Linked DNA regions of Homo sapiens: region 1 is linked to region 2. A link is a loop called in an ENCODE intact Hi-C map of the cell type or tissue named here. Cell type or tissue: CD4-positive, alpha-beta T cell. All regions are shown on one strand.

What was found. A loop is a pair of places that touch in the nucleus more often than their neighbours do. Peaks named below come from ENCODE experiments on the same cell type or tissue, not always from the same donor. Only the 100,000 strongest peaks of a DNase experiment are listed, where the experiment ranks them.
Region 1: it touches region 2 in a loop (7-fold over the local background); 2 of 110 quality-filtered maps call a loop at or near these places.

Annotation. Positions count from the first base shown.
Region 1 is chr14:99,605,651-99,613,650 of GRCh38, reverse strand. It overlaps a transcript of HHIPL1 not described here. Among named protein-coding and RNA genes, the nearest start is that of CCDC85C, 5.4 kb to the right of the region's middle. RefSeq lists an enhancer at 6,885-7,179. In CD4-positive, alpha-beta T cell, a CTCF peak has its summit at 4,011; no DNase peak of the experiment used is centred here; H3K4me3 peaks cover 406 bases; H3K27ac peaks cover 423 bases.
Region 2 is chr14:100,235,900-100,243,899 of GRCh38, reverse strand. It overlaps YY1 (YY1 transcription factor), which reads right to left and starts at 4,756. Exons shown (of 5, transcript NM_003403.5): 1 at 3,977-4,756. The coding sequence starts at 4,655. It overlaps YY1-DT (YY1 divergent transcript), which reads left to right and starts at 5,279. Exons shown (of 2, transcript NR_189150.1): 1 at 5,279-5,429. RefSeq lists silencers at 3,155-3,834, 4,105-4,154, 4,645-4,714, 4,865-4,944, 5,005-5,604 and enhancers at 3,845-4,004, 4,842-5,694. In CD4-positive, alpha-beta T cell, a CTCF peak has its summit at 3,332; DNase peaks (open chromatin) are centred at 3,759, 4,289, 5,139 and 5,799; H3K4me3 peaks cover 4,632 bases; H3K27ac peaks cover 2,726 bases.

The DNA.
Region 1 (8,000 bases), 630 kb after region 2:
AGGCATGAGCCACTGTGCCCGGCCTGGAACTTTAAATTTAAAAACACATTCAGGCCTGGCAACGTGGCTCACACCTATAATTCCAGCACTTGGGTAGGCTGAGGTGGCAGATCACTTGAGCCCAGGAGTTCCAGACCAGCCTCTACAAACAGTATAAAAACTAGCGGGATGTGGGTATGCACCTGTAGTCTCAGATATTCAGGAGGTCGAGGTGTGAGAATTGCTTGAGCCCAGGAGGTCGAGGCTGTGGTGAGCCGAGATGGCACCACTGCACTCCAGCCTGGGTGACAGAGTGAGACTCTGTCTAAAAAAAAATTAATTAAAAAAAACCACATGTATGGAGTTTCAAAAATAAAATTATAAGGCTTATTAAAAAAAAAAACTAAAAAACAAAAAGAAGTTTGTCACTGGGGAACAGTGGGCCTCCTGGTCTCGTTGTTATAGTTACTTGAGTCACCACTTCTCTCTGGCCAGCTGGGGCTCCTCAGACAACTTCATTTCAGGCCAGCCTCGCCCAGGGCAGGTCACGACAAGGCCTGGGGTGCAGGAGGAATTACTGTTACTGCTGTTGTTGTATCAAACAGGAGGGGGCTGGGAGGGCTGGGCCTGCAGCCAGCAGAAGCCACATTAACAATTAAGGTCTTTGCGACTTTCATTCCACCCTCACTGCATGAAATATTCAGGCACTGGAGGAGATTGGTCTCAGATCTCTGCAGTGGTCAGGGCAGGGTAGGGCCAGGTGGGGCGGCTTTGTGAGGTTGTAGACCTCAGGCCTAGGGCAGCACCCAAGGCCTGGGACGTGAGCCGTCCAGAGGCTGTGGGGGCTGGAGGTACCTGACCCAGAGGGTGCAGCTGCAGACTCCCCCAGGGCAACCCGGGGGCCAGGCACTGAGAGTCCCAGAGAAAAATGAAGCTTAATCCTCCAGGAGGGCACCACTGGGGAGGAGACAGAAACACCCCCATATCACGGGTGGGCCTGGGCCTCACCACTCCCAGCACAGTGGTGCAACAGTTACAGAAGTGCACAGCTGGGCTCAAAGAAAGACCATGTGTCTGGGGCCTGGAATCTGTCACTTGATGTAAACCCCGTAATTATAAGTAGCATAAATCATGTTACATTGTATTTGTGTACCTGTGAAAGCATCAATTTGATTAATACAAACACTTCAATTAAATCCCAAGTGAGTAAACCTGCTCTGCTGTTTCCTCTTCTTCTTCTGGGTTTTATTCCCAATACATGGGGCACCTCCAGTATGAAATTTGGCCTGGGCTTCTCTTGTGCTCTGAGAGCCCGATAAGCCTTGGCTCTGTGTCCCCACCCACATCTCACCTTGAATTGTAATAATCCCCACGTGTCAAGGGCGGGACCAGGTGGAGATAGTTGAATCATAAGGGCAGTTTCTCTCATCGTCAGTGAGTTCTCACAAGACCTGATGGTTTTCTAAGGGGCTCTCCCCATCGCTCGGCTCTCATTCTCTCTCCTGCCACCGTGATTGGTAAGTTTCCTGAGGCTTCCCTGGCCACGCGGAACTGTGAGTCAATCAAGCCTCTTTCCTTTGTAAATTACCCAGTGTTGGGTATTTCTTCATAGCAGGTGAGAATAAATTAATACAGAGCCTCAAGAAAGACAAAGCAGGTTAAAGAAAGTACAAGCATCTTTGCCCACCAGAGTGACAACCCTAGACATCACCGAGGATGGGCAAGGCACATCCCATATCCTTCTGGCAGGAGTAAGAATTAGCCCCAGCTCTTTGGAAAGCACTTTGGCACTGTCTAGCCAACCTGTGTGTACTGTGTGACCCTGACATTCTCTGTCTTGGTATAGATGTGAGCAAAGTTCATACTCATGTGCGTTGGGACACGCGTATAAGAAGGTCCACAGGGCATTGCTTATAGGAAAAAAAAAAAACAACCCAAAAACTAGGCTGGGCATGGTGGCTCCCACCTGAAATCCCAACACTTTAGGAGGCTGAGGCAGGAGGATCACTTGAGGCCAGAAGTTCAAGATCAGCCTGGGCAACATAGTGAGAACCAATCTTTCTTTAAAAAAAAAAAAAAAAAAAAAGGCCAGGCACGGTGGCTCACATTTTTAATCCCAGGATTTTGGGAGGCCAAGGTGGGTGGATCACCTGAGGTCAGGAGTTCGAGACCAGCCTGACCAACATGGTGAAACCCTGTCTTTACTAAAAATTACCTGGGCGTGGTGGTGGATGCCTGTAATCTCAGCTACTCAGAAGGCTGAGGCAGGGGAATCACTTGAACCCAGGAGGTGGAGGTTGCAGTGAGCCGAGATAGTGCTATTGCACTCCAGCCTGGGTGACAGAGTGAGACTCCATCTCAAAAAAAAAAAAAAAAAATTACAGGTGGTGAGAGCCTGTAGTCCAAGCTACTCAGGAGGCTGAGGCAGGAGGATCACTTGAGTGAGTCTGGGAGGTTAAGGCTGCAGTCAGCCATGACTGAACCATTGCACTCTGGCCTGGGTGACAGAGTCTCAAATGAACAAACAAACAAAACTAGAAACAAATGTCTTCAACAGGAGAAAAGTAAAGGTAATATATGCATGCAATGGATCTAAGATAGCAGTAGTTCTTAGCCAAGGGCAATTCGGCAATGTATGAAAATATTTTTAGTTTTTAAAGTGGGGGACAGGGGTACTACTTCCGTCAAATGGGTGGAGGCCAGGGTTGCTGGTGAATGTCCTACAATGCACACAGTAGCCCCTCACAACCACGCTGAGGTTGAGTAACCTTGCTATATGGCTATGAAAATGAATGAACTACAGCTACATGTACCAACATAATGAGGGCAGAAGCACGCTGCAAATGAACACATGAAGGACCATGCCATGAAAGAGTTCAAAAGCATGCAAAATCAAACACTATTTTTTTTTGAGGTGGAGTCTTGCTCTGTTGTCTAGGCTAGAGTGCAGTGGCATGATCTCTGCTCACTGCAACCTCTGCCTCCCGGGTTCAAGCGATTCTCCTGCCTCAGCCTCCTGAATAGCTAGGATTACAGGCACCTGCCACCACACCTGGCTAATTTTTGTATTTTCACTGGAGATGGGGGTTTTGTCATGTTAGCCAGGCTGGTCTCGAACTCCGGGCCTCAAGTGATCCACCTGCCTTGGCCTCCCAAAGTGCTGGGATTACAGGTGTGAGCCACCGTGCCTGGTCTAAACACTATCTTATAAGGGAGAAATATGGTAAGCTGAAAGCACAGGAATAACCAACACAACACTGAGATTCCCAGATACCCTTGGGTCGGGGAAGGCTGGGACCTGTGACCAGGAGGGGCTGCAGGAGCATCAAAAGCAGAAGTGGTAATACTTTAGTCTGGGTGGTGGGCTCCCAGGCATATGCTTCTCAGTGTTCTTTGTAATATGAACCAGTTCACCATAAGAATAATATTAAGTGCATTGAGGCAATAGCCAGCTCTGCAAAGAACTCCCCTGACTCAGTTTCCCCAGTATGTTGAGCCTCCCTCTTGTCTTGTTCCATCAGGCGATGGTGTGAGGAGATGTCAGCAGCTAAAGGGGCAGGCGGAGAATTTCCATGGCTCTGGCTGGGAAGTCATGGAAAGGGAGGGGTCAGATGCTGACAGCCCCCATCAATCTCTTTATTTCCATCACACTTGGCTCTGGCTCTGGCCTGCCTGGCCTCAAAGCCTTCTCACTGTCTGCTAGTCTCAGTGATCTCCCCTCAAACCTCCTGTTGAGTGCTTTCTAATCACACACAAGTCTGGCCAGATCTCTCCTCTGCTCTAAGCCTTTCTGTGGCTCCCCACTGCCATCAGGTTATACTTGAGGCTTTTTGTCAACATGTGAGGCCCTTTGGGCTTCAGCTGCACCCTTGCCTTGCAACATCAGCGGTTCTAGGCAGCCGTCCTGTGCAGTGCGGACTTCCTGAGCTCCAGAAAGGTGCCTGGCACGATGGTTAACAGTGGGGATGAAGGAACCCATCCTCCCCTAGCCCTCTCACTGCTGCCCCTGGCGGTCCAGCATGTAGGGAAACTGGCAGTCCCAGCTTCATGCGGTTTCCCCACCTATAAATGTGGGAGTTGAGACACATGACCTCGGAACTCTGTGTTCTTGAGGATCCCCATATTCTGGGCTGGCCCCACCCCAAAAGGAAGAAGGTGGCAGCCCAGGGCCATACCCAGAATCCTTTGTAGCCCAGTCTGCCAGGGGCAAGCATGGGGTTTCCTGGACAATCCTTGTTTCACTGGACCTCAGTGTTTGCCTCTGGAAAATGGGTAGAAATATCCTCATGGGAAGATAGTCCTGGTGCAGAGGATGGGAAAGGAAGCGTGGCTCCCCTCCCCAGAGCTTTGCAAGAGCTCTGCCAAGTGCTTAACACTAGCTCTGTCAGGGAGGGCTTGGATGAGAATACTGGGGCTCTGAGAGGACAAGGGACTGGTCTAGGGTCACCCACCCAGACAGTGATAGAGTTGCAGGGAGACTGAGCTAATGACATGCAGTGTTCTATCAGTAGAAATAGCTGGAGAGCTCTGACCACAGGTGCCATCCAGAGGCGTCAGAGCCACTGAGGCTTGGTCACAACATGGAAAAGCCTGAAGCAGGAGGAAGTGGGTGGTGAACATGGGTCCAGGCACCTTGCAGACACTCAGCATCACAGAACCAGAGTCACAGCAGAAGAGACATCGCAGAGCATCCACCCCATTCCTCCTTCTTGAGAAGGGAAACTGAGGTGTGGGAGACAGTAGTCTATGGGGTCAGATACACTCTGGAGCTCAGATGGTCCTGGGTTCAAATCCTGGTTCAGCCACTTGCTAGCCATGTGACCTTGGGCAAGTGACTTAACCTGTGTGAGCCTCAGTTTCTTACTCTGTAAAATGGGAACAGAGGGTTCTTACCGCATCAGTGAGGAGTCAGTGAGACAATCTATGTGGAACTCTAGCACAGTGCTGGGTACCTAGAAAGTGCCCAGTCAACATTGTCCATATTAGTAACACTTAACCACTTTTCAGTGGACCCTGACTTCTTGCTGCTGGTAGCCTTTCAGGATGATACCTCATAGTCTGGCCCAGACCTGGTCAGCCACCATTGCCTCACTGTCCTGAAGAAGATTCAGCTACCACCAAACACTTTGTTGGCCATACCAGAGTCCTTGGGTGTCCACAAGCCTCTGAACACTGCCTGTAAGTTCACGCCCAATGAGCTGAGCTTCTTGGAGGCAAACAACCAGCCAATAAGAACCCATGTTCAATCCTCGAAGGGCTAATGACACCTCCTCATAGGTTTATTATAACCCTCAAAAGAGGACAGGTTAGAATCATTGGCATATACTGAGTCTAGGATAAGCGGCAGGTGGTGTTGGTTATTGTCATTGTCATTGCCATTATTATTAGATATCAGAGCTCCCAGGGAAAGGGTCCAGCTTCCTTCTGAGGCTTACAAAGCCCTCCTCTGCCCAGCTCCATCGCTCAACCTCTTCCCGACTTTCCCCACCCTGCTGTTCCCTTCTGTATACCCCAGCTGCAAGGTGTAATAGTGTCTCTCCACACCCCTCGCCTGCTCACCTCTGGGCCTTTGCTTGTACTGCTTCCTCCACCTGGAGCCTCCTCCCCACTCCACAAGACGACAAACTCCTTCAAGATTCACCTCCTCTAGGAAGCCACTCCCAGTGCCTGAGCATGCTCCCACAATGATGTGTTCTGCCCATTCTCATTTGCAGTACTTACCACAATGCATTGCAATGTGTATATATATATTCCCATTTAAATGTGTTTGTGTATAAATGCATATATACTCATAGATTTCCTCTATGTTCAGTGAGCTAATGAATGAAAGTGACCTTGGGCCAGGCATCTCCCTTCTGGGGCTCTGTTTTTCCTCACCTTCAAAATGAAGCCTCAGACTCAATCTGTCACGTACTGAGAGGTTTGACATTCACTCAGCAAACACCAAATGGTACTGCCTCTGGGGTTGGAGCTCACAGCCCCAACCATAGAGAAGAGTAAGAAAGTCCATTCCCCCTGAAAGTGAGGGGCACACTCTGCTTGTCACCAGCTTGTACCAGTACTCCCCCCACAGGCCCTAGGTTTTGGAGTATTTTGTCTACCATGTATTAGCATCTACCGTGTGTTAGCGTACCGGTTCTCAGCCCCTGCTGGCTCTCACAAATGTGTGTGGCTCTAAATGAACACACACATCCTGGGAGAGTCTTTAAAAAAAGGGGGGTAGAATGTTGGTGGGGCACCTTTATTTTGAAAAGACTCACAGCTACTTTCCCTGGGCACCTACAGTATGACTGTTAGTGCACCATGATTTGGTTTCACTGTTTTCATAACAAAGCAGAGTTGTCATGACCAAGGGGCTTAAGAAGCAAAGTCACTGAGGCAGGAGAATTGGATTGCTTGAGCACAGGAGTTTGAGACCAGCCTGGGAAACACAGTGAGACTCTGTCTCTATGGGGGAAAAAAGAAAAGAAAAGAAAATAGCCAGGCATGGTGGTGCCTGTGGTCCCAGCTACTCAGGAGGCTGAGGTGGGAGGATCTCTTGAGCCCGGAGGTTGAGGCTGCACTGAGCCAAGATCATGCCACTGCACTCCAGCCTGGGAGACAGAGTGAGACCCTGTCTTAGCCAAAAAAAAAAAAAAAAAAAAAAAAAAGGCAAAGTCACGTTGACATTTTGGGATCCTGGTTCTGTTGGGCTGTGAGTACTCCAGGGGGCATGGCACCTACTGCTGGACCCTGCGATATGGGCCCTCCGGGAGGGGGCTCTGGCCTGGGGAGTCCCTTTTCCTTCAGGACGCTGTTTCAGCCCTGGGCCCTCTCACCTCCTCTGGTCCTGTCCTGTTCTGCCCAAGCATTCCCAGCCCTGGTGTGGGGAGCAGAGAGACCCTCCCTCAAACCACCCAGTACCACCACCACTAGCACCTTGTCTTTGTTCTACCCTGAGGATGTGAGCAAAGCTATCAAGACTCCACAGAGGAACTCTTGGTCCTTGGTCCACACAGCCTGTAGATGACGCAAACAAACCCCACCTAGATAGAGGCTTCACTTTCTTCTTGGAAGTTCAGCGGAAGCTGCCAGCTCTGGAGGATCAGGGGGCAGAGATAACAGGCCCCAGGAACCACCAGGAGCCATGCACGAACGGGGAGGGGGTTCTCACAAAGCACAGTGCTGTCTCAGCAACTTCCCTGGTGAGCTGGTGGGTTTTTCCTATGGTGTATCCAACGTTTACGCTTCGATCTCCAGGGAGCAACTCTGTGCACAGGCTTCATTCTGCAGGGAGCCTGCAAGGAGCTCCTTGAAGTTAATATGGCTTCCTGGGGGTTGAGACAGACCTGCAGCTCCCCCAGGCAGAAGCTGAAAGCCCCTCCCTCTCTAAACCCAAACTGAGCTGTGCTGGACCAGCAGAGCAGTGCCTCAGAGGGGAGGATGTCCCCTCCCCTCAGGAGCTGGTTCTCTTGGGCAGGGCCTGGGAGACCCTCAGCATCCCTGGGGTTTAACCTTGGAAGCTGTGCTCAGCCCATCCTCTCCCCACCACCCTCCCCTGACCATCTGTCTGGAGAGAGTGGCGAACGGGTGGGAGATGAGATATTGAATCTGGACCTCTCTGTGTACTCCCCTCCATCTCTTCTCAACATGTGGGCCAGGGTGAGCCTCTTAAAAAGGTAAACCAGGTCATGTTGCTTCCCTGCTAAAACCCCACTGCCTCCCCAGCTGTCTTGGAATCATACATGATCTGGCCCCTCTGACCTCTGACCTCAGCTCTCACGCCTCTTCCCTGGCCCACCCCCAGCCCCACTGGCCTTCTTGGAACAGGTCTGTAACAGGCCAGCCCTAGGGCCTTGGCACTGGCTGTTCCTGCTGCCTGGAATGCCCTTCCCCTTATCTTTGTACCTTGCCAATCAGACTTCAGCTTAGATGTGCCTCCCCACCTCCCTGACCGCTGGATCTAAAGCAACTGATTATGCTTTCTATGACAGCAGCTCGACTTAATGCCCCGCACAGCACTTAAGACAAGTCTCATCCTG
Region 2 (8,000 bases):
TCTCCTGAGCTCGTGACCCACCCGCCTCGGCCTCCCAAAGTGCTGGGATTACAGGCGTCAGCCACCGCGCCCGGCCAATTTTTTTTTTTTTTTTTGACAGTGTCTCACTGTCACCTAGGCTGGAGTACAGTGGTGTAATCACCGCTGACTTGCAGCCTCGATTTCCCAGGCTCAGGAGATCCTCCCACCTCAATCTACCAAGTAGCTGAGAGTGACTACAGGCATGTGCTACCATGACTGGCTAATTTTTGTGGGGTTTTTTGTTTTTTTGCAGAGACGGGGTCTCACTATATTGCCAAGGTTCATCTCGAACTCCTGGGCTTAAGCGATCCTCCTGCCTTGGCCTCCCAAAGTTCTGGGACTACAGGTGTGAGCCACTGCACCCAGCCTGATCTTTTTGCTTTTTAAACCAAGAGGGTCTAAGAAGTAACTAGACCCTCGGGGAATACCCTGTATGTACAACTATTTTTATAAGGACTTCAAGTAACTCAGCTTGGGGCTTATGCAAAACTGTTACTTCACAGTTCATTCCAAACTAAGGGGCTATTTTAGTGAAACTAAAGTGTAGTTAAAACCTTCATGCCTAGGATCAAATGAGATCAAGTACACGAAAGCAGTAATGCTGCCCACCATGCTCAACCCATATGTACACATACATACAGATTTACCCAACAATTAACCCACTTTCATTTCTCCACTTGTTATGGAATTATACTGAGTATATCACGTCATTTCAGTTCTGAAGATGAAATCACCTTCAGAATTTCAGCTTGGGAAATGCAGAGTTATCCATAAGCTCTTTAGCTTCTCTTTAGTAATAATTCCAAATCACAAGGAAAAGTAAGGGGGATAGTTTACCACAAAACACATGTCCGAGAAACAGGCCATCCTATGTTACTGCCATCAAATATTTATAACTACCCTTATGCACAGCGTACTCTACCACACTAGCTAGACAACCAGCGCTTTAAAGAAATGGACATTATAGCCAGGGGTGGTGGTGGATGCCTGCAATCCCAGCTACTTGGGAGGCTGAGACATGAGAATCCCTTGAATCCGGGAGGTGAAGGTTGCAGTGAGCCAAGATCGTGACACTGCACTCCAGCCTGGGCAACAGAGCAAGACTCTGTCTCAAATTAAAAAAAGAAAAGAGAAGAAAAGAAACGGACGTGAAAACAACCCCAAACTGTGCCACCTTAAAAGCAGCCACTTGGCTGGGCGCGGTGGCTCACACCTGTAATCCCAGCACTTTGGGAGGCCGAGGCAGGCGGATCACGAGGTTAGGAGATCAAGACCATCCTGGCTAACATGGTGAAACCCTGTCTCTACTAAAAACACAAAAAATTAGCCGGGCGTGGTGGTGGGCGCCTGTAGTCCCAGCTACTCGGGAGGGTGAGGCAGGAGAATGGCGTAAACTCGGGAGGCGGAGCTTGCCGTGAGCCGAGATCATGCCACTGCACACCAGCCTGGGCGACAGAGCGAGACTCCATCTCAAAAAAAAAAAAAAAAAAAAAAAAAAAACAAAAAACAAAACAAAACAGCCACTTGCACACTTGTAAATGCTCACTTAATTGTAAATTGACTTCCATCAGTCAAGCCCCTCAGACTTTCTCCCCTAACTGGCTGACTCCATACATACCACTTCAGCAAGCAAAGCCGTACACTACCAGCTTCTCTGGATGTGGAAAAGTGGACCAGCAATTTGTTAAGATAAAATGCAGATCATGTAAAAATATGTCGGTTTTCTAAATTCCTCTAATTCCACACACTATGAGAAAAAGTAAATTTACTTTTGTGGTTAATGTATCTTTACCTAAATATCTTATTTCAAATCGTATTCTGAATTCTGCAAATTCATCAATAACTAAAACCCCCATCCCTTACTCATTGGTATTAACAAAAAAAAATGCCCCCCCCCCCCTTTTGAGACAGAGTCTCGCTCTGTCACCCAGGCTGGAGTGTAGTGGTGCAATCTCGGCTCACTGTTAACCTCTGCCTCCTGGGTTCAAGCGATTCTCCTGCCTCAGCCTCCCGAGTAGCTGGGATTACGGGCTCCCGCCATCACGCCTGGCTAATTTTTATATTTTTAGTAGAGATGGGGTTTCACTATGATGGCCAGCTGGTCTCGAACTCCAGACTTCAAGTGATCCACCGGCCTCAGCCTCCCAAACTGCTGGGATTACAGGCGTGAGCCACCGCGCCCGGCCAAAACCATGACTTTTAGTTCCAACATGATCAGTATGTAATCTCTTGAGCTACCAAAATACATGGAAATTATCTTTTGATAACCATTAAGTACTAAAGTATTCATGTTTCATTTAAACATAGTTTCTGCTAAACTCAAACTGCTATGAATTCTACAAGGCACCCTGGATGCAGGACAGCGCCTGTTAGCACCTTCCTATTAGATTTTGACAGCTCCTAGATCCCTTTGCTCAGGCCTCTTTCAATCACAGATCCACCCAGCTGTAGTTGTCTCATCTTGAGGCTTTCACCAGATACAAACTAGCTTTTTCAGTCCAGCCTTTTCATTTCTGTTTCATTCATTCCTCCGAATTTTAACGATCTTTTAATACTCAAAGGTCACCATATTTTGAGTCTCCATTCAGTTCTGAGAATTTATGAAGCTTTAAAGTACTTATAGGGAAGAGGTTCCACCGCTTATATGGAGTACTAAACGTAATCATCACAGGCATTAGATTAACTACGATGGCAGGATTATTCTCAGTCTATTTAGTATCTCAGCAATTTAGCTAGGTAGCATATGAATATACTAATAGGATACTGACCTAAAAAACCAGCATTGAATTAATAATTGCCTTTGAAGTAAAAACAGATTTTACACAGGCAGATAAGATCCTTTTGCTCTAGATGGTTTTCAGGCCTTCGTTAAAAGTAGTATTAAAACAGTAAAACAAAACTCAAAAAAACCCGCTTTCTATTATCGTTCTTTTCATGGGGAAAATAGATACCTTTCTACAAAGTAAAAACCATAAAGGCTTAAAATTAAACTACCCGATTTTATTTACTGGCAAATGTCCACAGTTGAGTAAACTAACCCAACCTATTCAGAAGAGCTAAATACTTGAGGGAAAAAAAAAAAGCTTTCCCAAAACGTAAGTGACTAAGAATTATTCGCTAACATTCACAGGCCCTTTCCACTAGGTACCGCAGGAAGGCGAAAAGGCCAGGAATTCGCTGGCAACGGCGGTGACAGGCTCCGACTGACGCTCGGAGCCCGCACACGCGAGCCCTACGTGCAGCCCCAAGTCCCGCCCCGCAGCAAACGACGACTTGGGCGAGCGTGACCGCCGGGGCAGGGTCCAGCCCGGCGCTGGGTGGGCGGGGAGCAAGGAGGCCGGAGGGCGCCCACGAGTGCCAAGCCCCCTCCTTCTGGAAGGTGCCACCGGGGAGCAGTTGGGAGTCCGGGGAAGTTGGGGGCGGGCGGGGCAAGCGCCCGCGGCGCCCTCCAGCGGCCGATGGGGTAACGGCAGCGCCGGGCGGGGGCGGGGGCGCGCGTCCCGGAGGCAGCAATCCCTGGCCCGCGAGGCCGCGGCGCAGCCCCGCCAACGACCTCCCGCGTCCCGCCCGGGCCGGGGGCGCGCAGCTGCCGCCACAACGGGCCGGCGGGCGCGCCCGTTGATGCGGGCGCGGGGAGCGAGGGCGTCGGGGAGCGAGCGCGCCGGCCCCTCCCCCGGCCGTCTCCGCCCCGCGCGGCGCTTCCCCCTCTCGGAGAAACTACGCCATTGCGGCCTAGCCGGGCGGCGCCGGCCCCTCCCCCCCGCGGCCTGCCGCCATCTTCGCGGCCCGCCGCCCGCCGCCGCCGCCGCGCCCCCGCCGCCGCACGGCCCGCCATCTTTTGGGGCCGCCATACTTGCCCTGGCGAAGAAGATGGCGGCGCCCATCACACACATAAAACATGGCTTCCCTTCAAAACAAAAACATCCCGGGGCCGGGGCGCGCGGCCGGCGCTCACCTGAGGACCACATGGTGACCGAGAACTCGCCCTCCAGGGTCTTGATCTGCACCTGCTTCTGCTCCCACTTCTTGTTGCCCGGGTCGGCGCCGCCGCCGCCCGCCGCGCCGGCCCCGCCGCTGAGGTAACTCTTCTTGCCGCTCTTCTTGCCGCCGCCCTTCTTGACGCGGCCGCCTCCCGACGACGACGAGCCGCCGCCGCCGCTCTTGCCGGCCGCCGCCACGGTGACCAGCGTTTGTTCAATGTAGTCGTCGTCGCCGCCGGCCGGCGCGGGCACCGGGATGAGAATCTGATCCTCGAAGCCGTCCTCGGCGCGCAGCCCGTCCGAGTCGTCGCCGCCCACCACCTCCTCGCGCGTCTGCACCAGGATCACCTCCTGGTGGTGGTGCACCTGGGTCGGGTCGTCGGTGACCAGCGGCTGCAGAGCGATCATGGGCGGGTGGTGGTGGTGGTGATGGTGGTGGTGGTGGTGGCCGGCGTGCCCGTGGCCGCCCCCGCCGCCGTGGTCGCCACCGCCGCCGTCCTCGTCGTCGTCGTCCTCCTCCTCCTCCTCGCCCACCACTGTGGTCTCGATGGTCTCCACCGGGATGGTCTCCACCTCGATCTCGTGCAGCTCCACGATCTCGGCCGGCATCTCCGAGCCGTCCGTGGCGATGTAGAGGGTGTCGCCCGAGGCCATGGCTGAGGGCTCCGCCGCCACGGCCGCGGCGGCCTCGGCTCCTCGGCTGCGGGCGGGCGGGCGAGGAGGCGGCCGGCCGTGGGGAAGGAAGGCAGAGGGAGGAAGGCGGCGAGCGGGCGGGGGGAGAGGGGGCGGGCGGCGGGGGAAGGGGCGGGCGCCGCGGCGGCGGCGGGGCTTCCCCGCCTCCCTCGCCTCGGTGCGCCCGCGCCCGCGCTCGCTCGGCCGCTGCTCGTCTCGGCTCCCCGCCTCGCCTCGCCTCGCCGCAACCGCCCGCCCTGGCCGCGCCTCCTCCCGCCCTCCGGGCCGGCGCTCCGCTTCCCCCTTCCTCCTGCGCCTCCGCCTCCTTCCACACAAATACCAACTCCTCAACCCGAGCCCAGATCTCGCCGCCGCCGCCACACTCTGCTCGGGCCCGGCCTCGCGAGACTTCCGCGCTGGCCTCAGCCCGCCCCGCCTCGCTGCCACTCGCCCGTTCGCCCTCTCGATTCTCCTCTCGGCCAATCGATCTGTCCGCTGGCCTCCGCGGCCCCGCCCACTCGCCGGGCTCCTCCCGGATTGGGGCCGATGGGACCGGGGGCGGGGCGGCTCGCACGCGCCCTGGCTGGCCCGCGGCGCGTGACGTCAGCGCGCCGCCGCCGCCGCCACCGCCTCCCGCTTCCCGGTGTCGCGCGGCTGCCGCCCTTCGCGGTGCAACAGCCACAAAACCCGCCGCCTCGGGCCGGGGCCGCACTCGGGAACGGGGCGTCGCCGCTACAGCCGCTGCCTTGGGAGCCGGTGAGCGGTCCGCGCGGCCCCGGGCACCACGGGGGCGGGAGCCTGAGGAGAAGGGAGGGAGGGGCCGGCCGGGAGCGGGGTTGAGGCGGGTGGGCGGCCCGGGGGCCGCGCGGGGAGCGGCTGGCGCGTGCGGGGCGGCCCTGTCGCCCCAATAAAGTCTGCTTTGACGAGAATCGCCTGTGCTTCCTTTTTCGCGTCGGGAGGTGTTTGTTCTTGTCGCCTGGCTTCGGGCGAGCGATGGCCGCGGGGTGAGTGTGGAGGACCGAACGGACAAAATCGGGCGACGCGGGCAGCGTCCGGTATCTCGCCGCGAGCGCCCGGCGGGGTGCGGGGCCGAGCGCGGGGTCGGCGCGAGCTCGGCGGAAGCGCCCGCGGAGCCCCAGGGCCACCGTTGGGAGGATGTCCGTTATTCTTTAGTGACCCGCGGAAACCTGAGACGCAGCCGTTGGGTGCCTGTTTCCCCGTAGATCTTAGAACTACAGGGTCCTGGCGGCTTTCTAAAATTTTCTCCTGAGCTTCCCCTTCTTTGCTCTCCAGTCAGCCATTGTTTCCCTTGCCCACCCTTTCCCCCTATTTGTCACTTTCATAGGTGCTCCTTTTTACGCCCACCAGGTTTTGCATTTGTCTCATTTAAAATTCCAAATTTTTTCAGCCGTGTCCTCCATTGTACCTGCAACAGAGCCTAGATTTTTTTTTGTGGCACGGATTAGCGGCAAGTTAAACCTTCCTGAATGAGTTACATTGCAGCGAAGTGTTTCTGCTCTTATCTGTCCTTTTGGTCGACCTGACAATTTGCCTTAAAGCAAAACAAAGATTTCCTGATTTTTAAGGAAACTATGACAAATTGAAGAGTTGGAAAGGTGTGTCTTTGTTGTACTCGTTTGGCCGATTTAACGCCTCTGTGAATTTGTTCAACTTAAATATTATCAACATTTACTGTTTTGTAATAGTGTTCATGCAGTTGAGGCCCATGATTTTCTGAACTGTACGCAATACATTAATCTTAGGCTCAACTTGTTAAAACAAGTAGACTATACATTCTCATTAAAAGGCAACTTTATAAATCCTAGTCCCTTCTTATTGCTAAATCGCATTGGACTTGACTTTTGAGAATATTAGTGTAAGGAGTGACAAATTAGATCGTTTTCTCTTTGAATCTGAGCTTTGAAACCTGAATAATTCCCCTTGGAGTACTGCACCCACTCAGTTTGGAAAAGTCAAATCTGTTGAATTAAGTCATCTCTGGCTTTATAGCTTATAAACTCTGCATAAATATTTCATGAATGGAAACCAGTTGTGGGAGAACTTTTACATGTCTTAATGCTTTTTAAATTTCACTTTCCCCACTCTCTAGTAATTGATGGGGAAATGGCACTGCAAGTAGTTGATACTTCCCCATAAACACCAATTGTGAGAGCAAGAGAAATGAGGGAATTACCCATTAAGCATCCTGGTTTCTGAGCTGTAGATCTGTAGGTGTTCACATTCAAGTGGAGAAAGCCCAAAAGGATTGAAAGCTTTGAGGAAAGGTAGTAGGTCAGAAAGCACTAAAATGCTCCTGAAGGCCATCCTAGTACCTGCTCCAGAAAATAGCTTTTTAAACTTGCCCCATAGGAGGTGACCTGTTAGGCCTTAAGTTTTTCTAGTGGGAGATATTCTTGTTTTCTACTGTTTAACGGTGGAGTATCTTATGACTAGACATGCAAAGATAATGTGTCGTGTGGCTCTCGCTTGCTTGCACTTGCTAAAGGTAAAAATTATTTTAAAAGGACAGGTCAAATTGCAGTTTCAGAATCATGGGATTCTAAAAGTGAGGATAGGCTGGGCGTGGTGGCTCACACCCATAATCCCAGCACTTTGGGAGGCTGAGGTAGGTGGATCACCTGAGGTCAGGAGTTCCAGACTAGCCTGGCCAACATGGTGAAACCCCGTCTCTACTGAAAATACAAAAATAAGCTGGGCGTGGTGGTGCACGCCTGTAGACCCAGCTACTTAGGAGACTGAGGCAGGTGAGTTAATGGAAACCAGGAGGCGGAGGTTGCAACGAGCCGAGATCGCGCCACTGCACTCCAGGCTGGGTGACAGAGTGACACTCTGTCTCTAAAAAATAGTAATAAAAGTGAGGATAAATTTAACTGCTGTGGGTTTTTTTGTTTTTGTTTTTCTGAGGCAGGGTCTAGCTTTGTCTCCCAGGCTAGAGTGCAGTGGCACAATCATAGCTTACTGCAGCCTTGAACTTCTGGATTCAAGCAGTCCTCCCATCTCAGCCTCCCAAAGAGCTAAGGACTACAGGTGCCCCACCACATGCCCAGCTAATTAAAAAATTTTTTTTTTGGATATGAGGTTTTAAGGGCTCTGTTGCCCAGTCTGGTCTCCTGCCTTGGCCTCCCAAAGTGCTGGAGTGCACCTAGCCTCCCTACTTTTATTCTGTTCTGTTTGTACAAAATGCATTGGGATTCCCTCTGAATTCCTAGAGTCCTTTTATTTTGGCAATAATTGATTATTGTCTCTCAACCCTATCTGAGCAAAGGCCATGGCTTTGTCAGCTCAGTGCCTTGTGCATGAAGTGAT